3 separate regions of the Homo sapiens genome follow, and regions 1 and 3 are each linked to region 2. A link is a loop called in an ENCODE intact Hi-C map of the cell type or tissue named here. Cell type or tissue: heart right ventricle. All regions are shown on one strand.

Region 1 (8,000 bases), 72 kb before region 2:
TCATCCGCGATGGATTGGACACTGGGGGAAAAATGTCCTCACCATACACCATTTGGGAGGCACTCTCCAATCTGGCTGCATTCTAAAGGTTCAAATACAGGGTAGAAGAGAGGGGTGCCGCCAGGGCGTGGGGTGGGGGTCTTTGCCTGTGCAGCATTTGTTAGGAAATCTGCCTCAAAAGCAGGGGAGGGAATGCAAAATAAAATTGCATGTCCTTGTTTTCAGAAACCACCACTTTAAAATTTCTTGGCATTTCTTATAGAACCCACCTACAGGATCCAACTTGAGAGCCAAGATTCCCTGCACACACAAGAATTATAGTCATTTGGTCAATTTCTCAATCTGGCTGAGAATAAGGCAGGCTCCTGTCTCAAAGCCTTTGACTTCCTTGATGGAAATTATCTGCAGAGCCTAATAGTGTCATTAACACTAAAATAAGGCATCAAAAAGTAATTCTCCATCTCTTCCCTCTCAGGCTTTACACTGCTAAGCCAGAATGGAGCTGAATGACTACCTTTCCTGCATACTCTGCTGTCTGGGAAAGAGAAACTGGGGACTTAACACATTCAGGCTGCTGCCAATCAAATGTTGCACATGGCACATGCACATCCAGATACAGACTTCTCTTTACGCTCTGGAGTTTCTAAGGGGCAGGCATCTGAAACCATATTCTAGCTATGTTCTGGAACAAGTTACCTGTTGGTGCGAGCTTCAAAATAAATAAATACTTAAATGGCCAACACTACTCATACTGTGAGCCGGGGAGGAAAATAAATCTACTGAAGATTCTTTTTTTTGAGACAGGGTCTCGCTCTGTCACCCAGGATAGAATGCAGTGGTACAATCCTGGCTCACTGCAGCTTTGATTGCCTGAGCCGATCTTCCCACCTCTGCCTCCCAAGTAGCTGGGACTACAGGCACATGCCACCACACCTGGCTAATTTTTTATTTTTTGTAGAGACAGGGTTTCACCATGTTGCCCAGGCTGGTCTTGAACTCCTGAGCTCAAGTGATCAACCTGCCTCGGCCTCCCAAAGTGTTAGGATTACAGACGTGAGCCACCGCACCCAACCCTGTTGAAGAATTTTTTTTTTTTTTTTTTTGAGATGGAGTATTGCTCTGTCGCCCAGACTGGAGTGCAGTGGCGTGATCTCGGCTCACTGCAAGCTCTGCCTCCCGGGTTCACGCCATTCTCCTGCCTCAGCCTCCGAAGTAGGTGGGACTACAGGCACCCGCCACCACACCCGGCTAATTTTCTGTATTTTTAGTAGAGACGGGGTTTCACCGTGTTAGCCAGGATGGTCTCGATCTCCTGACCTCGTGGTCCGCCCGCCTCGGCCTCCCAAAGTGCTGGAATTACAGGTGTGAGCCATCACGTCCAGCCCTGTTGAAGAATCTTAAGGGCCAAATCTCCTAAGCCTAGGCCTACTGCTGTCAGCACCTCTGAGCCCTCCCTCATCTGAGAATTACCAGGTCTCACAACACTTTCCCTCCCACCCACAGTGAGGAACATCAACAAAGCTGTAAAAGACCCACGTCCTCTAGACTTAAAACCCTCAAGCTGCGCAACTGGGCAGAAATCCTCAATTTCCATCCTTAGGGAAGATTCACATACACAGACAAGAGGCGTGAAAACTAAGATATGCTCAGCCTGAAATATACAAAAGCCTTTGGAATGTCTCCTTATAGAAAAACCCAATTAAATCCACATAATTAGTCCAGACACCTAGATGAGCCATAGGCAACCAACCAACCAGAGGAAAAGTCTGATGTAAATTCTAAGAGACTCTCCTCCTCATACCTGTACTATAAAGCAGTTTCTCCATATTTATCCAATTAGTGTAGGAATACACATGTGAAAAATAAAGCTTTATGTATTTTTCTCATTGGGGAAAAAAAAGTGATTCCTGATAGGGACAGTTTACAGTGAAAGATATTTAAATGGGCTTCAAACACATGAAAATGATCCTCAACGTCACTTATAAATAGGAGAAACATTTTTAAAATTGCAGTAAGATACCATTTTTCACATGACAGATTAAAGAAGATTAATACTTTTTTTTGAATTCATTAAATTTAATAAAATTTCAAAAACTATTGTGATTTTAATGTGGAAGTAGATATTGTGTTCTTTTTTTTTTCTTTTTTACTCTAAGTTCCAGGATACATGTGCAGAATGTGCAGGTTTGTTACATAGGTATATATATGCCATATATATATGCTTATTTCCCCAGATCTTCACCAACACAGTGTGTTATAAAACTTGTTTGCAGCCATAAAAAGGAATGAGATCATGTCCTTTGCAGGGACATGGATGAAGCTGGAAGCCATTCTTAGCAAACTAACAGAGGAACAGAAAACCAAACACCGCATGTTCTCACTCATAAATGGGAGTTGAACAGTGAGAACACATGACACAGAGAGGGGAACATCACACACTGGGGCCTGTCACTCATCAACCTGTCATTTAGATTTTTAAGCCCTGCATGCACTAGGTATTTATCCTAATGCTCTCCCTCCCCTTGCCCCCCACCCCTGACAGGCCCCAGTGTGTGATGTTCCCCTCTCTGTGTCATGTGTTCTCACTGTTCAACTCCCATTTATGAGTGAGAACATGCGGTGTTTGGTTTTCTGTTCCTCTGTTAGTTTGCTAAGAATGGCTTCCAGCTTCATCCATGTCCCTGCAAAGGACATGATCTCATTCCTTTTTATGGCTGCAAACAAGTTTATAACACACCGTGTTGGTGAAGATCTGGGGAAATAAGCACTTTTGCGCACAGCTGGAAAGGGAGCACACCACGACTTCCTTCAAGAATGAACCCCTAAAACCTCAGGTAGCTGATGAGGTGCTGTTGGGGAGGGAGATGGTCACTTGCCTCTGTTGATTTCAGGGGCTTTCCTCTCTTTAGACAGTCTCACAAAGTGCTGTATGTAAGGGTCATGCCAGTAGCCAATGCTTACTGCAAACCTGGAAGGGAGAAAAAAGGAGGAAGGTGAGTAGAGATTGAGTAGGTTCAGACCAAGGTCCACTGCCAAGTTCCCAGGAACCAGATCAAGGAACTCGACGAAAACCAACCATCCACCTCAAAAGGCCAAGTGCACATTTAGTGCCCTGTTACACAAGCGAAGACGCAGCCATCCATTCATCTTTATGTTCACGTTACACCACCCATCACATTTTCCACAGTGGGCCTTCTCACTCCCTTCCCTCATATTGCTAATTCACTTCCCAGGACCCTACATAGCAAATAGCCTCACTTCATGCTTCATACAGAAGATGTGCAGCCATTTATTCACTCTGCAAACTCATGGCCAGAGCTAGTCAGTTAATTCCACTAAATGAAAAAGCCTGTGCCCAGAGGAAGGGAGACTTAGAAACACTTGACAAACAGCATGAATTAACCAAGTGTTTCTCCTGACTCTGTATTAGGTGCCAATCATTTCACTCTTCTTAGGGAGGTCATAGTGGGGAAACTAGGAAGAAATGAACAAAGCAAGCACGAACAAAACAATGTGGAAAATGCCACAGTAGCCTTAATTCTCTCTAGCCAGTCTATACTACAAGGAATTAAGGCTTCATCTAGCACAGGAAGCCTTCTTGCAACCATGAGTAGAACCAGCTTTAGGATGACTGAGGACTCATGAAAAGAAGCGGGATCCCGAAGGCCATGCTCAGCTGCTGTGGGCCTGCAGACTGCTCTACCTCTGAACATCGATTTTGTGAGATAAGTGCCTTCACCCTTTTAGCCAATTTGAGTCAGGCTTCTGTTACTTGCAGCCCAAAGCATCCTAATGATACCCTGAGTAATGCCCCCATTTCTTGTTGCCTGCTAAGTAAGGTGAAATTAAGGGTATGGGTGTGTCATGTCTCTCAGCTTCTAGAAGTAAATAATACAGCTTTAAATCTGCTACTAAGGCTTACCTCTGGCCTGACTACAATAAGTGTTGAATTCTGCACAATCTCCCAACCTCTTCCATCCATAGACACCCAAAAGGAAGCACATGTTCAGCTGCTCCATGCAGCAACTCACCACAGAAACATGGAAAATACTCACTAATGGACACGATCTGTTATACAAGCCCAGACTGTCCAAGGAAAACAGCATACCCACACAGTTTTATAACAATATACTTAAAAAAATGGTTTTCAGTTAGTCATGACCCATTAATACAATAAAATCAATTCATTTGCAAACCTGCATTACTTTTTTAAATGTTGAACCAAGTAAAATAAAAAATAGGATGCATTACATATAGTAAGGATTAAGACATTTATGATGCTTACTCTTGGCTTCAAGTGATTCTCCAACCTCCGCTTCCCAAGGTGCTGAGATTACAGGCGTGAGTCACCGTGCCCAGCCTACTTTTGTTTCAAGTGTGTGTTGAGGGTGTAAGTGCAATGAAAAATGTATTTCCTCTGTGTGGTTGGCAGTTTGGGAAACACTGATTTCAAAGAAATCATATAGTGTCATCTAGTGGTAAAAGCTACATCTGCAGTTGAAACAAGAATGGTAGCCCAGCAACCCACAGATGAGAATACTCATCCCACAGTTTTAAGGATCAGAAGGGACCTTAGAAATGATCTCATCAACCCTAACATCCCGTGCAAGAACCAAGGCAGCAACATCAAGTCACTGCTTGACTACTAGTTCCCCAAGGAAGGCACTCGCCCCGCTGCTAAGCAGCTCTGTTGAAAACCTGATCAATTTGCCTCCCTCTGGAAGCCATAACTTGCTGGACTCTTGGATAATAAAGAGCAGGTTCTATCCTCTCACCTCCAGATTCTTTACACTGTTCAATACGACTAGTGTAGCCAAGGAACATGTGGGTGTCTGCCAAGTGCTAGGCACTGGGGGTACAGTGGTAAACAAGGAGAGAAAGGAGAGGCAGATAATTACAAGATGATGAGGAATGAAGGCAGTGACTCGTAGAGAGGAAGACGGTCACGGGGGAGGCCTCTCTCAGAAGGGGATGGCCGTGGCGAGCCCTGGAGAATGGGAGAGTCAGGTGTCCAAAAGGCATTCCAGACAGAAGGAAGGGCAGGCAGAAAGACTCGGGGAACACACCTGAGCCTCCAGTACAGAGAGGAGGCAGGGAGGCCGGAGGACAGTAAGAAACTGGGGAGGAGGCCAGAGGGAGAAGCAGGCTCAGGACGCAGGGTCTGGAGGGCATCTGGGACTGACCTCAGGAGCACCCTGTCCGTGGTCACAGTGGTGCACAGTGGTAGAGAGTGGTGAGATGCACGGGTCCATAATGCAAACACACCCAGCCAGCAACTCCCACCGGCTCCCACCTCCTAGTGCCCCTAACACTTTCCTCCTCCCACTCCGCAAACCCAGGTGACTGCAACAGGTTTCCATGCGCCCTAGGAAGAAGGACCTCACTGTCCAGCCTATCAGAGTGGCCAAGATGAAAAGATTTGCCACCCAGTGTTGGGCAGTGAGGAGGAGAGTGCTGTCGGGCGCTGCTGATGGCAGTTCTGAAGGGAGACAAGCAGCAAGTTTTAGGATTTATAGGACATCAGTTGGAAAGTAAGTGAACCAACTGCTGAACAAATTGGCAACAAAACTATTATTATTATTATTATTATTATTATTATTATTACTATTAGAGATGGAGTTTTGCTCTTGTTGTCCAGGCTGGAGTGCAATGGCGTGATCTCGGCTCACTGCAACCCCCGCCTTCCAGTTTCAAGCAATTCTCCTGCCTCAGCCTCCCGAGTAGCTGGGATTACAGGCACCCGCCACCACGCCTGGCTAATTTTTGTATTTTTAGTAGAGACGGGGTTTCACCACCTTGGGCAGCTGGTCTCAAACTCCTGATGTCGTGATCCGCCCGCCTCAGCCTCCCAAAGTGCTGGGATTACAGGTGTGAGCCACCGCGCCCGACCCAACAAAACTATTATTTAATCTAGCTTGGCTTTGGAGAGGGATAGGGAAGAGGGCACTCAAGCTGCCGGAACCTTAAACTGGCACAATCACACTGCAAGGCACTGCGATGACAAGTATAAAAGGCCTGAAACACATGCGTACACAATGACCACACAATCCCATTTCTAGGATTTAATCCTAAGAAAATCAAGTATGGGCACAAAGATTTCTCTGCAGGAACACTGAACACAGAGTTATAGTATCAGGTGAACAAACCTAATCACAAAATTGTATGTGTAGGATGTTCCCAATTTTGTTAGAGAATACATACACATGCAAGGCTGCCCACAGCAGACACCAAAGTGTTAATACACTGTTATCTCTGCACCCTGCATGACACTGTGCATCTAGTTCTGCCTGTCAATTTCCATTACACATCTCTGCTCCCAAAACCCAGAGAACATCACTTCTATTTGTATATCCTGATTTCATATTCAAAGCCTAGATTCAAAAAATCAAACATCTCAGATTTGGAAAGACCTCAAAGATTTTCCCAGTCTTCTTTCAATCCATAAATGCTTTCAGTTTCCATGACATTCACATGCCACCTGTTCAATTTAGTGTGTCTTTAAATCACTCACTTTTTAAAAATACTTAGGTTTGAGGTGCTGCCTAACATTTTCTAACACAACACTGTAATAAATAGCTAACTACAAAAATGATAAGCATCTGTGTAACACCTAAAATCATCTCACTTTCCTCCCACGGGAAAGACAGATCTGGTCCAACCACCTAATGCTTCATTCAAGAAGCATTTACTGACTGAGACCTGTCTCCACGAGCGTCAACTGGAACAATGGGGCCTTCTTCTGAAAGGTGTGAAATCCCCTCCAACAGGCATTTCCTCATCTGAGGCATCAAAGAATGAAAAGGGGCCTCCCTGCTCACCTGGCCTATAAGGATCAAGCCTGGTGCCTCATTGACTTCTTTAATCAAGTCACCAAGTGCTTACTATGTGCCAGGCATTATTCCAAATGCTTGACCAAATATGAATACATACAAATAGGAACCCCCATAAGATCCTACAAGGCAGGCTTGACTTTACAGACTGAAGTCAGTTACATCAGCTGTGGAACTTAATTCTATAAACATAGAGAACTGAAGGTTTAATGTAGGTGTTCAAATTTACTCACCTGGATTTAAATCTGCCCCCCATACACACTTGTTTTTTCCCTCATAACACCTGAGTTGCTTAAATGATGTGTGTGTGTTTGTCTGTATACATGTACACGTAAGTCATGTGTTGCTTAAAGATGAGGATACATTCTGAAAAACATGTTGTTTAAAAATTTAAACTTTTTCAGTGTTTTACTGTTTTATAATAACAGGTCTACTGTGTAGAGTTTCCTGAAAAGATACTGCTTTCCTGATGAAAGGAAATGGACTCTTGAGAGACAGATGTCCTTTCCTAGGATTCTTTCTTTTTCTTCTTCCCTCCTGGAGCAAAGCTACTCAAATGGACTAAGAATACTCAGTAATTCCCTGGTAAAAACCTATCCTTACCCCTGCGAAACAAGTTGTGGGAACTCTGACTCAATTTACAACTAAAAACCTTTGGAAGTCAACATTTTGAGCTATCAACTTGAAAGAAAGGAAGCAAATTAGGCCGGGTGTAGTGGCTCACGCTTGTGATCCCAGCATTTTGGGAGGCCGAGGCGGGCGGATCACCTGAGGTCAGGAGTTCGAGACCAGCCTGGCCAACATGGTGAAACTCCGTCTCTACTAAAAATACAAAAAATTAGCCGCATATGGTGGCTCATGCCTGTAATCCCAGCTACAAGAAAGGCTGAGGCAGGAGAATCGCTTGAACCCAGGAGGCAGAGGTTGTGGTGAGCCAAGATTGCGCCACTGCACTCCAGCCTGGGTGACAGAGCAAGACTCCGTCTCAAAAAAAAAAAAAAAAAAAAAAAAAGAAAGCAATTTAACGGGAAGTCAAGCATGAAACACACATTGCAATGTTAAAGTGTAAATAAGAATTTGGCATATAAGGCTGAGTGCGGTGGCTCACGCCTGTAATCCCAACGCTTTGGGAGGCTGAGGCAGGTGAATCACCCGAGGTCAGGATTTTGA
Region 2 (8,000 bases):
GAGAATCGCTTGAACCTGGGAGGTGGAGGTTGCAGTGAGCGGAGATTGCCCTACTGTGAGAGGTGACAGTGTGCTGGCAGTCCTCACAGCCCTCGCTCGCTCTCGGCGCCTCCTCTGCCTGGGCTCCCACTTTAGCGGCACTTGAGGAGCCCTTCAGCCCACCACTGCACTGTGGGAGCCCCTTTCTGGGCTGGCCAAGGCCGGAGCCGGCTCCCTCAGCTTGCAGGGAGGTGTGGAGGGAGAGGCGCGAGCGGGAACCGGGGCTGCGCGCTGTGCTTGCGGGCCAGCTGGAGTTCCGGGTGGGCGTGGGCTTGGCGGGCCCCGCACTCGGAGCAGCCGGCCGGCCCTGCGGGCCCCGGGCAATGAGGGGCTTAGCACCAGGGCCAGCGGCTGCGGAGGGTGTAGTGGGTCCCCCAGCAGTGCCGGCCCACCGGCGCTGCGCTCCATTTCTCGCCGGGCCTTAGCTGCCTTCCCGCGGGGCAGGGCTCGGGACCTGCAGCCCGCCATGCCTGAGCCTCCCACTCCCTCCGTGGGCTCCTGTGCGGCCCGAGCCTCCCTGACGAGCACCACCCCCTGCTCCACGGCGCCCAGTCCCATCGACCACCCAAAGGCTGAGAAGTGCGGGCGCACGGCACGGGACTGGCAGGTGGCTCCACTGGGTGAAGCCAGCTGTGCTCCTGAGTGTGGTGGGGACGTGGGGGAACCTTTATGTCTAGCTCAGGGATTGTAAATACACCAATCCGCACTCTGTATCTAGCTCAAGGTTTGTAAACACACCAATCAGCACCCTGGTCTAGCTCAGGGTTTGTGAATGCACCAATCGACACTCTGTATCTAGCTACTCTGGTGGGGCCTTGGAGAACCTTTATGTCTAGCTCAGGGATTGTAAAGGCACCAATCAGCGCCCTGTCAAAACAGACCCCTAGGCTCTACCAATCAGCAGGATGTGGGTGGGGCCAGATAAGAGAATAAAAGCAGGCTGCCCGAACTAGCAGTAGCAGCTTGCTGGGGTCTCCTTCTACTCTGTGGAAGTTTTGTTCTTTTTGCTCTTTGCAATAAATTCTGCTAGTACTCACTATTTGGGTCCACACTGCCTTTATGAGCTGTAACACTCACCGCGAAGGTCTGCAGCTTCGCTGCTGAGCCAGCAAGACCACGAACCCAACCAGAAGGAAGAAACTCCGAATACATCCAAACATCAGAAGGAACAAACTCCAGACATGCCACCTTTAAGAACTGTAACACTCACTGCGAGGGTCCGCGGCTTCATTCTTGAAGTCGGTGAGACCAAGAACCCACCAATTTCGAACACAACTTCACTCCTGCCTGGGTAACAAAGTGAGGAAAAAAAACATGAATGAACCCCTGAAACTTCAGGTCTCTTGGCTGATAAGGAGCTTTCGGGGAGGGAGATGGTCACTTACCTCTGTTGATTTCAGGGACTTTCCTGTCTTTAGACAGTCTCACAAAGTGGTGGATGTAAGGGTCGTGCCAGCAGCCCAACCTTACTGCAAGCCTGGAAGGGAGAAAAAAAGAGGAAGGTGAGTAGAGATTGAGTAGGTTCGGGCCAGGGTCCGCTGCCAAGTTATCAGGAACCAGGTCAAGGAACTCGACAAAAACCAACCATCCACCTCGAAAGGCCAAGTGCACATTCAGTGCCCCGTTACACATGCGAAGACGCAGCCATCCATTCATCTTTATGTTCACGTACCGCCCATTACATTGCCCACAGTGGGCTTCTGACTCCCTTTCCTCATAGTGCTAGTTCACTTCTCAGGACCCTACATAGCAAATAACCTCACTTCATGCTTCATACAAAAGATGTGCAGCCATTTATTCACTCTGCAAACTCATGGCCAGAGCTAGTCAGTTAATTCCACTAAATGAAAAGACCTGTGCCCAGGGGAAGGGAGACTCAGAAACACTTGACAAACAGCATGAATTAACCCAAGTGTTTCTCCTGACTCTGTATTAGGTGCCGTCCTCTTACTCCCCTTACAGAGGTCAGAGTGGGGAAACCAGGAACGAATGAACAATACGTGTACAACTTGGGAAATGCCATGGGAGCCTTAATTGTCTCTATTCTGGTCTACAGTACAAGGAGTTAAGGCTTTGTGTTTCAAGGCTGGGAGCTGAAACCCTGATTAGCACAGGAAGCCTTGTTGCAATCATGAGTAGAACCAGCTTTAGGACGACTGAGGAGTCATGAAAAGAACCTGGATCCCGAAGGCCATGCTCAGCTGCTCTGGGCCTGTGGACTGCTCTATCTCTGAACGTATATTTTGTGAGATAATAAGTGTTTTTACCCTTTAAGCCAATTTGAGTCAGGCTTCTGTTAACAGCCTAAAGCATCCTAATGATACCCTGAGTAATACCCCCATTTCCTTGTTCCCTGCTAAGGTAAAATGTAGGGAATGTGTGTGTGATGTCTCTGAGCTCCTAGAAGCAGATAATATACCTTTTCTTTATATCTACTGCCAAGGCTTACTTCTGCCTTGACTACAATAGGTGCTGAATTCTGTACAAACACATCTCCCAATCTGTCATCCATAGACACCCAAAACACATGTTCAGGTGTTCCATGCAGCAATTCACAGAAACGTGAAATATTCACTAATGTGCACAATTTGCTATACAAGCCCAGACTGTCCAAGGAAAACATACTCAGTTTTATAACCATACACTTACTCAGTTATCTAAAATAGTGCTTTTCAAACAGTAAGTGGTGACTAATTAATATCATAAGATCAATTAGTTTGCAAACCTGCTTTTTTTTTTTTTTTTTTTAATGTGAGGCTGGGATGGTGGTTCATGCCTGGAATCTCAGCACTTTGGGAGGCCGGGGCAAGCGGATCACTTGAAGCCAGCAGTACAAGACCAGCCTGGCCAATATGGTGAAACTACTAAAAATACAAAAATTAGCTGGGCATGGTGGTCCGCGTCTGTAATCCCAGCTACTCAGGAGGCTGAGGCACAAGAATTGCTTGAACCCGGGAGGCGGAGGTTGCAGTGAGCCAAAATTGCACCACTGCACTCCAGCCTGGGCCACAGAATGAGACTCCAGCTCAAATAAAAAAGAAAGAAAGAAGAAATGGAATAGAATAAAATAAAAAATAAGATGCATTACACATAGTGTTAAGACATTTGTGAACCTTTTGTTTCTAATTCTAATTTTTAATTTTTTTGTAGACATGAAGTTTTGCTATAGCTGGTCTCGAACTGCTGACCTCAAGTGATTTCTCCCATCTTGGCCTCCCAAGATGCTGGGATTACAGGTGTGAGCCATTGCACTTAGACAACTTTTGTTTCAAGTGTGTGTTGAGGGTATAAGTGCAATGATAAAGGTTATTTTTTCACTGTGGGTGGCAGTTTCATAAACAGATTCCTTTTTTTTTTTTTTTTTTTTTTTTGAGGCAGAGTTTCGCTCTTGTTGCCCAGGCTGGAGTGCAATGGCACAATCTCGGCTCACTGCAACCTCCACCTCCCGGTTTCAAGCGATTCTCCTGCCTTAGCCTCCCAAGTAGCCGAGATTACAGGTATGAGCCACCAGGTCCCGCTAATTTTGTATTTTTAGTAGAGACGGGGGTTTCATCAGGTTGGCCAGGCTGGTCTCGAACCCCTGACCTCAGGTGATCCACCCGCCTCGGCCTCCCAAAGTGCTGGGATTACAGGGTTGAGCCACCGGCCTGGCCTTAAACAGATTTCAAATGAATCCTCTAGTGCCATCTAGTGTTAACAGTTTTATCTGCAGTTGAAACCCACAGATGAGAACACACCCCACAGTTCTAAGGGTTGGAAGAAGCCTAATCTTGCCAACCCCAGCATCCAGTGCAAGAACCATTGCAACAATATCACTACGTGACCACTCCCCTGAGGAAGGCACTCACCCCACTGCTAAGCAACTCTGTTGAAAAGCTGATCAAAATGCTTCCCTCTGGAAGCCCTAACTTGGTAGACTTACAAAACTACTCTCTTGCATAATAAAGAGCAGGTTCTTCTATTCTCTCACCTCCGGATTCCTTACACTATTCAATACGACTAGTGTAGTCAAGGAACATGTGGGTGTCTGCCAAGTGCTAGGCACTGGGGGTACAGTGGTAAACAAGGAGAGAAAGGAGAGGCAGATAATTACAAGATGATGAGGAATGAAGGCAGTGACTCGTAGAGAGGATGAAGATGATAGGGGGAGGCCTCTCTCAGAACGGGATGGCCGTGGCGAGCCCTGGAGAATGGGAGAGTCAGGTGTCCAAAAGGCATTCTAGACAGGAGGAAGGGCAGGCAGAAAGACTCAGGGAACACACCTGAGCCTCCAGTACAGAAAGGAGGCAGGGAGGCCGGAGGACAGTAAGAAACTGGAGAGGAGGCCAGAGGGAGAGGCAGGCTCAGGACGCAGCGCCTGGTGGGCATCTGGGACTGACCTCAGGAGCACCCTGTCCATGGTCACAGTGGTGCACAGTGGTAGAGAGTGGTGAGATGCACGGGTCCATAATGCAAACACACCCAGCCAGCAACTCCCACCGTCTCCCACCTCTAGTGCCCCTAACACTTTCCTCCTCCCACTCCGCAAACCCAGGTGACTGCAACAGGTTTCCATGCGCCCTAGGAAGAAGGATCTCACTGTCCAGCCTATCAGAGTGGCCAAGATGAAAAGATTTGCCACCCAGTGTTGGGCAGTGAGGAGGAGAGTGCTGTCGGGCGCTGCTGATGGGAGTTCTGAAGGGAGACAAGCAGCAAGTTTCAGGATTTACAGGACATCAGCTGGAGAGTAACTGGACAAATTACAGTGTATCCATTCACTGAAATACTAACCCATCATTTAAAAAGTAAACTAGAAAATCAGACATGGCAAAACATTCCAGATATAATGTTAAGAGAAAGAGGTAAGGCCAAAAATATATGTACCACATGTGCCCGTAAATACATACATATGTATCTATATTACACAGAGAATTACTAGTGGATTGATACCTAAATACTGAAAATGATTATCTCTCTGATTTCTGGGTTTATCCTTCCTAAATTTTCTACACTAACCATATGACGTATTTCATCAAATAAGAAGGCATCAATCCTAAGATGTACTCCCAAGAAAGAAAAAACACTGCCAAATAATTGTAACTGTGAGTTTATTGGAAAAGTTCTTTTGGACTTATTAAAACAGACTGGTATCACTTCTCTCTCTTGCACACATATGAAAAGGAAAAGATCAATGGGAAAGGCTGGTTGTCTTCAGTTTCAGGATGTCTGAGTTTCCATACAATATGGACTATTGTGCTTTCAAGGGCTTTGGTGATATGGCATTTCTTAAGAGATCTTTAGGCCAGGCACAGTGGCTCATGCCTGTAATCCCAACACTTTGGGAGGCCGAGGTGGGCAGATCACAAGGTCAAGAGATCGAGACCATCCTGGCCAACATGGTGAAACTTTGTCTCTACTAAATATACAAAAATTAGCCGGGCGTGGTGGCGCATGCCTGTAGTCCCAGTTACTCAGGAGGCTGAGGCAGGAGAATCGCTTGAACCCTGGAGGCGGAGGTTGCAGTGAGCCGAGATCGCACCACTACACTCCAGCCTGGGTGACAGAGCAAGACTCCGTCTCAAAAAAATTTTTAAAAAAGAGAGAGAGAGATCTTTACTGTCCTCTCTGAGATTGTCTTCTGAGCCCTGGCCCTCGCTCTGTAAGTTTTAATGCTGGCTCTTTCTTCATCTCATCAGAAGTAATGAATAGACAGTTTTTGAACAACAATCAGGATTTGTGCTCCTTCTTCAAATGGTCCTTAAGTGGTATGAGGACTAAAGCATCCAGGGGCTGCAGTCACAGCTGCCCAGCCATGCCACCAGGAATAACAACCACGTAAGCATGCACAGGTAATGACAACTGACAGTGACTGCAGGACACAGAGAACCAATCACATCTGATTTCAAAGAAGTTAAATGGGCCAGACATGGTGGCACGTGCCTGTAGTCTCAGCTACTCTATAGGCTGAGGCAGGAAGATTGCTTGAGCCCAGGAATGTAGGTCCAGCCTGGGCAACAAAGTGAAACCCCCATTTCAAAAAAATAAAAAATAGAAATAAAGTTTAAGGCTGGGAATGGTGGTCCTTGCTTGTAATCCTAGCACTTTGGGAGGCTGAGACAGGTGGATCACCTGAGATCAGGAGTTCGAGACCAGCCTGGCCAACATGGCAAAAACCCATCTCTACTAAAAATACAAAAATTAGCTGGGCGCACACCTGTAATCCCAGCTACTCGGGAGGCTGAGGAAGGAGAATCGCTTGAACCTGGGAGGTGGAGGTTGCAGAGAGCCGAGATCGTGCCACTGCACTCCAGCCTGCGCAACGGGAGTGAGACTCCATCTAAAAAATAATAAATAAATGAATGAATAAATAAATAAATAAAGTTTATAAGAAGATAAATGGTTCATTAGCCTTAAACAAATTAAATGGAAGAGCAGGTGTGTCACAGAATGAATCAAATATTTACCTTTACAACAAGAAATACAGTAAGTGTGAATATCACAAGCAAACATGAAAAGCAAGTATTAAACTAGGAAACACAGGCTAGGCATGGTGGCTCATGCCTGTAATCCCAGCACTTTGGGAGACTGAGGCAGGAGGACTGCTTGAGCCTAGGAGTTTCAGACCAACTAGGGCAACATAGCAAGACTCTATTGCTACCAAAAAATAATAAATAAATAAATAAATAAATAAATAAATAAATAAATAAATATTAGCCAGGCACGGTAGTGCATGCCTGTAGTCATATCTACTTGGCAGGCTGAGGTGGGAGGATTGTTTGAGCCCAGGAGCTCAAGATTATAATGAGCTAGGATTGCGCCACTGCACCCCAGCCTGGGTGACAGAGCGAGACGGTCTCTAAAATAAACTAGGAGAAATAACTAACATGTCACAAAATACTAACATCTTTACATTATGAAGGACTCTTAAAAACAAATAAATAAAAAACCCTAAAATCCCAGAGGAAAAAATTAAGACAAAAGGCAAACTTGGGGGCAGTTCACAAAAGAAACACAACAGATCAATGAACACACCAAAAGCTCAGCCTTATCAATAATGTAAAAAACCCGAAATGAAAGTAAAAACAGAGAGTTATATTTCTCCTATCAAATTGTCAACAAAAGTATTGTTTAATCTAACTTGGCATTGGCCAAGACGAGGAAGAGGGTGCTTGAGCTGCCCGAAGCTTAAACTGGCACAGTCATACTGCAAGGCACTGCGACGACAGGTACAAAAAGCCTGAAACACACACATATACAATGACCAAATGATCCCATCTAAAACTGAACACAGAGTTACAGTATCAGGTGAACCAACCCGATTATTGTTTGTATGTATAGGATGTTCCCAATTTTGTTAAATGATGTATACACACGCAAGGCTGCCCACAGCAGACACCAAAGTGTTAATACACTGTTATCTCTGCACCTTCCACGAGGCTGCACATCCAGTTCTGCCTGTCAATTTCCATTACACATCTCTGCTCACAAAACCCAGAGAATATCACTTCTATTTTTATATCCTGATTTCATATTTAAAGCCCGGATTCAAAGAACCAAACGTCTCAGATGTGGAAAGACCTCAGAGATTTTCCCACTCTTCTTTCAATCCACAAATGCTTTCAGTTTCCATGACATTCACATGCTGCCTGTTCAAGTTACTGTGTTTTTAAATCACTCACTTTTTAAAAAACACTCAGGTCAAATGTGCTGCCCAATATTTTCTGCTAGCACAATGCTGTAATAAATATCTATTAACATGTAAAACATCTGTGTACCACCCAAAACCATCTCACATTCCTCCCACGGGAAACACTGATCTGGTCCAACCACCTACTCATTCAAGAAGCATTTACTGACTGAGTCCTATCTCCAAGAGCTCAATTGGAACAATGGGTCCTTCTGAAAGGTGTGAAATCCCCTCCAATAGCCATTTCCTCATCTGAGGCTTCAGGGAATGAGACGGGGCCTCCCCATTCACCCAG
Region 3 (8,000 bases), 170 kb before region 2:
GGAAATTCTTGCAGCCCATCCCAATCCCACCCACCCCCCCACCTCCCCACCTAGAGTGAATGAATGGGCTGACCCATGTCCTGGACAGCACCAAGCACTCGAGTAGGGACAGCACTGGGCACTCAGCCAGACCCTGGACTCTGCCTGGGGGTTTTCAGCAGGGTCCTGAGGTCTGTGATCTGGAATTGACTCTGACTAGACTCCAAGTTGGACTCAATATGCACTCTGAGCTCCAGACAGAGCTCCAGGATGGGCCCGTCCAAGTGGAGACAGGCTCTGGTCTGGCCTCAACTTCAAGAGCCTGCCATGGCCCAGGACTCTGAGCTGGGCTGTGGGATCAGCTCAGGCCTAACCCCAGCCAAGGCCTAACCCCAGACTTTTTTTTTTGCTTGCTTTCTCCTCAGCAGTGCCCATTTCTCAAATGAAAGGCAAGCCAGTGAGCACGTGGAAGGAAACACTGGACTATTTATTGCAAAGTGAGAATTGTCAGCTTGAGAAGCAAGGAAGTGGCCAGGCCCCCAACAAAGCAATCAAGCAAGAAATGGGGTGCGGGAAATGAGCTGATGTGCAGAAACAGCCTCCTTGTCCAACTCGGGGACATTCCTCTCAAGAAACACGCTCGTGTTGTGGTGTTTGCACTGCTCTCTGGGCAGTGCGGGCAGCGTGTTCCCCAGGCTGGGGTCTCTGATGAGCACAAAGGAATTCCAAGAACCTAGAGCCTCCTCAGCAGTCAGTCTATCTGAGAAAGCAGGCCCAAGCAGTGGAAGCAGGGGGTCGCTCCTCTGGGCCTCTGCCCTGGCAGGAAATGCAGGAACTCCCCTGTCCTCAGTCTGGGACAGGTGAGCTGAGGACACCTGGAGCAGCAGGAATCCCACGAGCTCTGCTTCACCGAGCCTTCAGGATGAGGCGGGTCTTCCCATCTCCAATGAAGCACCTGCAAGAAAGATGACCCAGTAAGGTCTCTGCCCCGGAGGTGAGACCCAGCCCTTCGTCATGTCTCCAGGCTCAGAAGTCTCCAGAAAGATGACTTCCTGAGCCTCCCCAGCCTTAATAGCCAGATCCCCTTGCAGAGAGAGAGACAGTTTCCTGCTTGGTTTCTTTTTTTTTTTTTAATTGAGACAGAGTCTCACTCACCCAGGCTGGAGTACAGTAGCATGATCTCAGCTCACTGCAGCTTCCACCTCCTGGGTTCAAGCAATTCTCATACTTCAGCCTCCCGAGTAGCTGGGACTACAGACAAGCACCACCACACCTGGCTGATTTTTGTATTTTTAGTAGAGACAGGGTTTTAACCATGTTGGCCAGGCTGGTCTCCAACTCCTGACTTCAAGTGATCCACCCACCTTGGCCTCCCAAACTGCTGGGATTACAGGCGTGAACCACATGCCCGGGTCCTGCTTGGTTTCTAACCCTTTTCCTGAAGATGCTCATTGCTGCCACTCTGAAAGCCCAGAATTAAATGAAGCCGGGTGCAGTGGCTCACGCCTGTAACCCAGCGCTTTGGGAGGCAGATCACTTGAGGTCAGGAGTTGGAGACCAGCCTGGCCAACATGGTGAAGCCCCATCTCTACCAAAAAAATCACAAAAACTGGCTGGGCGCGGTGGCTCATGCCTATAATCCTAGCACTTTGGGAGGCCCAGGCAGGTGGATCACATGAGGTCAGGAGTTCGAGACCAGCCTGGTCAACACGGTGAAAACCCGACTCTACTAAAAATATAAAAATTAGCTGGGCGTGGTGGCGGCGCCTGTAGTCCCAGCTGCTTGGCAGGCTGAGGCAGGAGAATCTCTTGAACCCGGGGGCGGAGGTTGCAATAAGCCAGAATCACACCACTGCACTCCAGCCTGGGCAACAGAGGGAAACTGTCAAAAAAAGAAAAGGAGAAAGACCAAGTCCTAAAGACATTGTTTGAGCGCCACCTGAAACCACTGCTACCTGTGAAGTTTTTGATGATGTGAGCCAATGAATTCCTCTTTATGACATAAGCTATTTTGAAATAGATCTCTGTCACTTGCAACCAAAGCTCCTAGATGGAGCCATTTTCTTTGCCTCTAAAGAGGCTCCCTCTTTTCTCTTCCAAACCCAAGTGAGAGCCTAGCCCTCTAGTCCCGGACTCTCTGGGAGATGTTGCCAAGTGCCCATCCAATGGGCCGGTGACCCTGTGTCACACTCCTACCTAATGAGCAGTCCAACAAGCAGGCCAGCCAGGAGTGGGCCCAGCCAGTAGATCCAGTGGAAGTTCCAGTGGTTGGCCACCACCGCAGGTCCAAAAGCACGGGCGGGATTCATGCAGCCTCCAGACACAGGGCCCCTGCAAACACCCAGGCACCAAGGTCACCAGGATCCCAGCCAAACCCCACCTCACCTCACACTCATGTCCCCAACTAGGCCTAGTCACACACCACCCAGAAACCCTCTCTAAACTCCTACATCATGAGCTCCTGGGTAGATCCTAAAGAAGGCAGAGGGGCTATTAGCACCAGGAAGCAGAAGGCATGGCTCCCCGCTGGGCGTGCAGTCCAGCACTCCCCACACACTCCTCTAGAATGCCCAGCAAAAATGCCTACTGGGTGATGGCAGGAAGAGAAGCTGGAGCTACATTTGCTCCAAAGTCTACAAAGGAAAGTCAATCAGTTTCAATCCTTTTGGAGTCAAGCTGACCTAGATTCAAAACCCAGCCCACACATTATAAAATAACAAAAAGTGTATCATAGGATTGTTCGTGACCCAAAGAATAAATGCTTGAGGGGATGAATACCCCGTTTACTTTGACGTGATTATTACACATTGCATACCTGTATCAAAACATCTCATGTAACCTCAGCCAGACACAGAGGCTCATGCCTGAAATCCCAGCAGTTTAGGAGGCCAAGGCAGGCAGATCACTTGAGGTCAGGAGTTAGAGACCAGCCTGGCCAACATGGTGAAACCCTGTCTGTATTAAAAATACAAAGTTAGCTGGGAATAGTGGCACACGCCTGTAGTCCCAGCTACTGGGGAGGCTAAGCCAGGAGAATTGCTTGAACCTGGGGGTTGGAAGTTGCAGTGAGCCATGATCATGCCACTGCACTCCAGCCTGGGTGACAGAGCAAGACTCTGTCTCAAAAACTAAAACTAAAAATAAAATAAAATAACGAAGAGTATAAGTGGATTGTTTGTGACACAAAAAATAAATGCTTGAGGGGATGAATACCCCATTCACCTTGATGTGATAATTATGCATTGCATGCCTGTACCAAAACATCTCATGTAACCCAGAAATATATACACCTACTAGGTTCACCCACAAAGCTTTAAAAATATACATATAAAGAAAGAAAAACCCCAGCCCAGATAGTTCTAGGTGTGGGAACCTCCATGAACCTCTCTGTGTTCAGGTGAGGTGAAAGTGACTATCCCATAGGTTGTCATCAGGAGTGAATGAGAAAATGCAAATGGAGCCCACACCTCGAATATAATTAATGTACAAAAAGCATTAACTAATCTAGCTGGTCCAGATGAGGCCCTTGTTGCACCACAAGCTTAAGACCCAGAATCCTACAGGGAGACTCTTCCCCAGGTGCACTCCTCTCGTTCTGGGGCTCTGTCTTTACCCCATTCTCTCCAGCTGGGGGCCTGTAGACCTCATCCCCACCCTGTGTCCAGCTTCGAAGTCAAAAAGCTTGTAAGTAGGCGGGGCGCGGTGGCTCAGCCTGTAATCCCAGCACTTTGGGAGGCCAAGGCGGGCGGATCATGAGATCAGGAAATCGAGACCATCCTGCCTAATACGGTGAAACCCCGTCTCTACCAAAAATACAAAAAAAAATTAGCCGGGCGTGGTGGCGGACGCCTGTAGTCCCAGATACTCGTGAGGCTGAGGCAGGACAATGGCGTGAACCCGGGAAGCGGAGCTAAAAAAAAAAAAAAGGGCTTGTAAGTGAATCAAAGACCACTAGGGGGCAGCAAAGCATGGCCACAGCTTTACACACACATTCCCCAGCCTGCCCCAGGCTCCACCTCCCAAAGTTGAGGGAGAGCTGACCCAGGAGAAAGGTTAGACTTGGTTCTGTGTCCAAAAGAAAGGAAAGAGTCAGACATTAGGGAGGGGCTCCCTGGGCTGGGCACTGTGGCTCATGCCTGTAATTCCAGTACTTTTGAGAGGCCAACGCAGGAGGATGGCTTGAAGCCAGGAGTTCAAGACCAGCCTGGGCAACAGAGCGTGACCCCTATCTCTACAACAAAAATTAAAAGGGTTCACTCAGCCTCTTGTCCCAAATCTATCACTTAATTTGCCACTGCCCACTGACCTTAAATAAGTCACTTCTGTCCTCTCTAAGCCTCAGTTTCCTTATCTATAAAACGGGAGACATCATCCCCAATCTTGTCTACTTAATCCCTTCCAAAGCCTGCTGGGAGTCTAAAAATAAATGAGACAACAGCTACACATGCTCTTTGTAAGCCTGAGGCTAAAACCCGGCTGCCCGCTGACCGAATGAACACAGTTCACAGAAATGTTGTATTTACGCTACCAACATTGGAAAACATCACATACAGATTTAAATTTCTGACTTCCTTTGAATGAAAGCATCAGCCCAGACCCATGTACCCAGCAATAATTGACAAGAGCTGAACTGACTGCAGCACCTCTGACACTGCAGTCCCCACCACTCCCTGTTGTCTGCCTGATGCCAGCCCCCCTCCCCATTTGCAGCACCTTCCTGGCCCCTAATAGCAACTGAATCTGTGACCCTCAGGCCTGAAATCCCCCAGAGCTGAACAGCACAGATCTGGGCATGGTCACCCCACTGCCAAGGGACACTCACCCAGCCAGGATATCCACGGTGACGGCAAAGCCGATGGAGAACGGGGCCAGAGGGCCCTTTGTCTTCTCATTGATGGCACCCATGCATACAGCCAGGGCCAGCAGCGTCGTCAGGATGATCTCTGCCACCAACGCCCCTGCCACCTGCCCCTGCTCCTGGACTGTCACAAAGGCCGCCCCAGATGCATTCCAGAACCTCTCCTCAGGACTCACCGCCTGCACAGAGAAGCTGCTGAGCCTCACAGTGGGGCAGAGAGACAGCTGGAAACTGAGGGGAGAGGGCCTAAAAAACGCATGCTACCCACCTTAAGAGCCAGTGAAGGGTTATGTCCAATTTCAGTTAGATATACCTGCATCCACATCCCAGCTCTGCCAGATTTTACTGTGCGACCCTGCGTGAACTACTGAACCTTTCTGAGCCTCACTTTGTTCAGCTGAAAAATAGTAATGGGGCTAGGCGTGGTGGCTCACGCCAGCAACCCCAGCACTTTGGGAGGCTGAGATGGGTGGGTCACTAGAGCCCAGGAGTTTGAGACCAGCCTTGCCAACATGGTGAAACCCCATCTCCACTACAAATACAAAAATTAGCGGGGTGAAGTGGCAGGCACCTGTAATCCCAGCTGCTCAGGAGGCTGAGGCACCAGAATCACTTGAACTCTGGAAGCAGAGGTTGCAGTGAGCTGAGATCACACCACTGCACTCCAGCTTGAACAACAGAGCAAGACTCCGTCTCAAAAAAAAAAAAAAGAAAAAGAAAAAGAAAAATGGGGATAACCCAGTCATGGCTCCAGGTTACAGACCTAAAACTTATGTAACTTAGATGATCCTCTTTGAGAAAAAGAACATAAACTATCTTTTTATTTTTCTTTGACACAGAGTCTAGCTCTGTCACCCAGGCTGGAGTGCAGTGACACGATCATAGCTCACTGCAGCCTGGACCTCCTGGGCTCCAGTGTTCCTCCTACCTCAGCCTCTCATGTAGCTGGGACCACAGGTACATACCAACCATGCCCACCTAATGTTTTTTTTAAAATTTTTTGTAGAGATGGAAGGTCTTACTATGTTGCCCAGGCTGGTCTGGAACTCCTAGGCTCCAGTGATCCTCCCGCCTCTGCCTCCCAAAATGCTGGGATTACAGGCACCAGCCGCCATGCGTGGCTAAAAATACCTTACTCTTAGAAACTTTACAAACACATATGATCAGGTGAACTCATTGCTAAGCCCCCACAGGACCGTGGAAGGGGCATGTGCAGGAGAGCCCTGAAGCCTGAGCTCAATTATTTCTATGGGCGATCGGCCTCAGGGCTATCACAGCCCCGAAGGGGAAAGACAGTGCAGTGCACAAGCTTCTGGACTCTGGATCCAGTCGGGGCTGTGCTGCTTACAGGCACGTCTGAACTTGAGCAAGTTACCTGCTTCTCTGCACCTCTGTTTTCTCATCTATAAAATAGGGATGATACTGACAGCTCCCAGCTCACAGACAAGGCCGTTGGTGTGCCTGGCACAAGGTAAGCGCTCTCTATGAACTGACTATGGTTTTTCATAAAGTTGCTGGGAGATGAAATAAGAGAATATGTGTAAAACATTTAGCAGGAAGAATGTGCTTAGGGAACCCTGCTGCCCCGCAGCTGTCAGAACCATGTTTGACAGGTTTTAAGTGGCAGGGCTTGAGCTCGAGTCTGGCCACTGCTTTTCAGAGCAGAAGCCGAGAAGGAAGGTCCCGGGCGTGTTCCATAGACAGGGGAACAGGCTGTGGCTCTCAAATTGGGACATGGAGAGACCACAGCAGGGGATGACAGTAAAGTGAGGCTTGAGAACAAAGTCTGCGGTGGGTCAGCACTTACAGCTTCAGACCCTATCACAGCCAAGCTGACAGAGCTCCCCCATCCACCACCCCCCACACACACACCAAGCAAGGCCCACATCTTGAAGGGCTTGAAGTATCCCTGGCTGAACCAAGACTTAAGGGCAAAAGAAAAGAAAGAAAGAGAGGGAAAAAAAAGAAAAAGAGGGATGAAGGGAGAAAGTCTATCCATGGATTTATGCATAAAGCTATGAAAACTCTGTGGCTGGCCAGGCTCGGTGGCTCATGTCTGTAATCCCAGCACTTTGGGAGGCCAAGGCAGGAAGATCACTTGAGGCCAGGAGTTGGAGGCCAATGTGGTCAACACAGCGAGAGCCCACCTCTACAGAAAAAAATTTTTTTTAATTTATTTATTTTTTATTGATAATTCTTGGGTGTTTCTCACAGAGGGGGATTTGGCAGGGTCATAGGACAATAGTGGAGGGAAGGTCAGCAGATAAACAAGTGAACAAAGGTCTCTGGTTTTCCTAGGCAGAGGAAATTAGTTGGGTGTGGTGACACACACCTGTAGTCCCAGCTACTCAAGAGGCTGAGGCAGGAGGATCACTTGAGCCCAGGAGGTCGAGCCTGCAGTGAGCTATGATTGCACCACCACACTCCAGCCTGGACAACAGAGTGAGACCCTATCTCTAAAATAAAAAAGAGAGGCCGGGCACAGTGGCTCATGCCTGTAACCCCAGCACTTTGGGAGACCAAGGCAGGTAGATCACTTGAGCTCAGTAGTTCAAGACCAGCCTGGCCAACATGATGAAACCCCGTCTCTACTAAAAATACAAAAATTAGCTGGGCATGGTGGCATGCGCCTGTAATCCCAGTTACTCAGGAGGCTGAGGTGGGAGAATTGCTTGAGCCCAGGAGGCAGAGGTTGCAGTGAGCCAAGATCAGGCCACTGCACTCCAGCCTGGGTGACAGAGCAAGACTCCATCTCAAAAAAACAAACAAATAAAAAATACAATAAAATGCAATAAGAAAGAAAGAGAGAAGAAAAACGTCCACCAATTCCACTGGCAGAAACAAGCAAAAGATTGGACATTTCCCCACTCCCCACTGTCCCACACACACACCCACATATGCACCTCCAGCAGCCCCATCAGAGAGGAAGACTAGCCCAGCCCCTGGGGTTTACCCACCTTGGCCAAGGCAGCCCCGAGCATCCCCCCGAGCAGCTGTGAGACCCAGTACGGGAGGAGCATCACCAGGTTGAGGCCTCCGATCAGCATGGCTGCCAGGGACACCGCAGGGTTGAAGTGTCCACCACTGTAACCCACAAGAGCAGAGGAAGTCATGAGCCCAGGGCTGACCACATGGCTGGCACTTGAGACAGTGTGTCCCAGCC

The links. Peaks named below come from ENCODE experiments on the same cell type or tissue, not always from the same donor. Only the 100,000 strongest peaks of a DNase experiment are listed, where the experiment ranks them.
Region 1: a loop joins it to region 2, with 18 times the contacts of the local background. A loop is called at or near these places in 74 of 110 quality-filtered maps.
Region 3: a loop joins it to region 2, with 18 times the contacts of the local background. A loop is called at or near these places in 97 of 110 quality-filtered maps.

What each region holds. Positions count from the first base shown.
Region 1 is chr16:25,123,443-25,131,442 of GRCh38, reverse strand. It overlaps LCMT1 (leucine carboxyl methyltransferase 1), which reads right to left. Exons shown (of 11, transcript NM_016309.3): 2 at 2,877-2,968. Among named protein-coding and RNA genes, the nearest start is that of LCMT1, 16 kb to the right of the region's middle. RefSeq lists a silencer at 5,052-5,294. In heart right ventricle, a CTCF peak has its summit at 4,480 (motif pointing left); no DNase peak of the experiment used is centred here.
Region 2 is chr16:25,051,532-25,059,531 of GRCh38, reverse strand. No RefSeq gene overlaps it. Among named protein-coding and RNA genes, the nearest start is that of LINC02175, 11 kb to the left of the region's middle. RefSeq lists a silencer at 3,690-3,819. In heart right ventricle, a CTCF peak has its summit at 3,726 (motif pointing left); a DNase peak (open chromatin) is centred at 3,679; H3K4me3 peaks cover 723 bases; H3K27ac peaks cover 2,680 bases.
Region 3 is chr16:25,221,378-25,229,377 of GRCh38, reverse strand. It overlaps AQP8 (aquaporin 8), which reads right to left. Exons shown (of 6, transcript NM_001169.3): 3 at 7,795-7,921; 4 at 4,802-5,016; 5 at 2,176-2,310; 6 at 446-934. The coding sequence ends at 886. Among named protein-coding and RNA genes, the nearest start is that of AQP8, 8.4 kb to the right of the region's middle. In heart right ventricle, a CTCF peak has its summit at 3,937 (motif pointing right); a DNase peak (open chromatin) is centred at 3,957; H3K27me3 peaks cover 407 bases.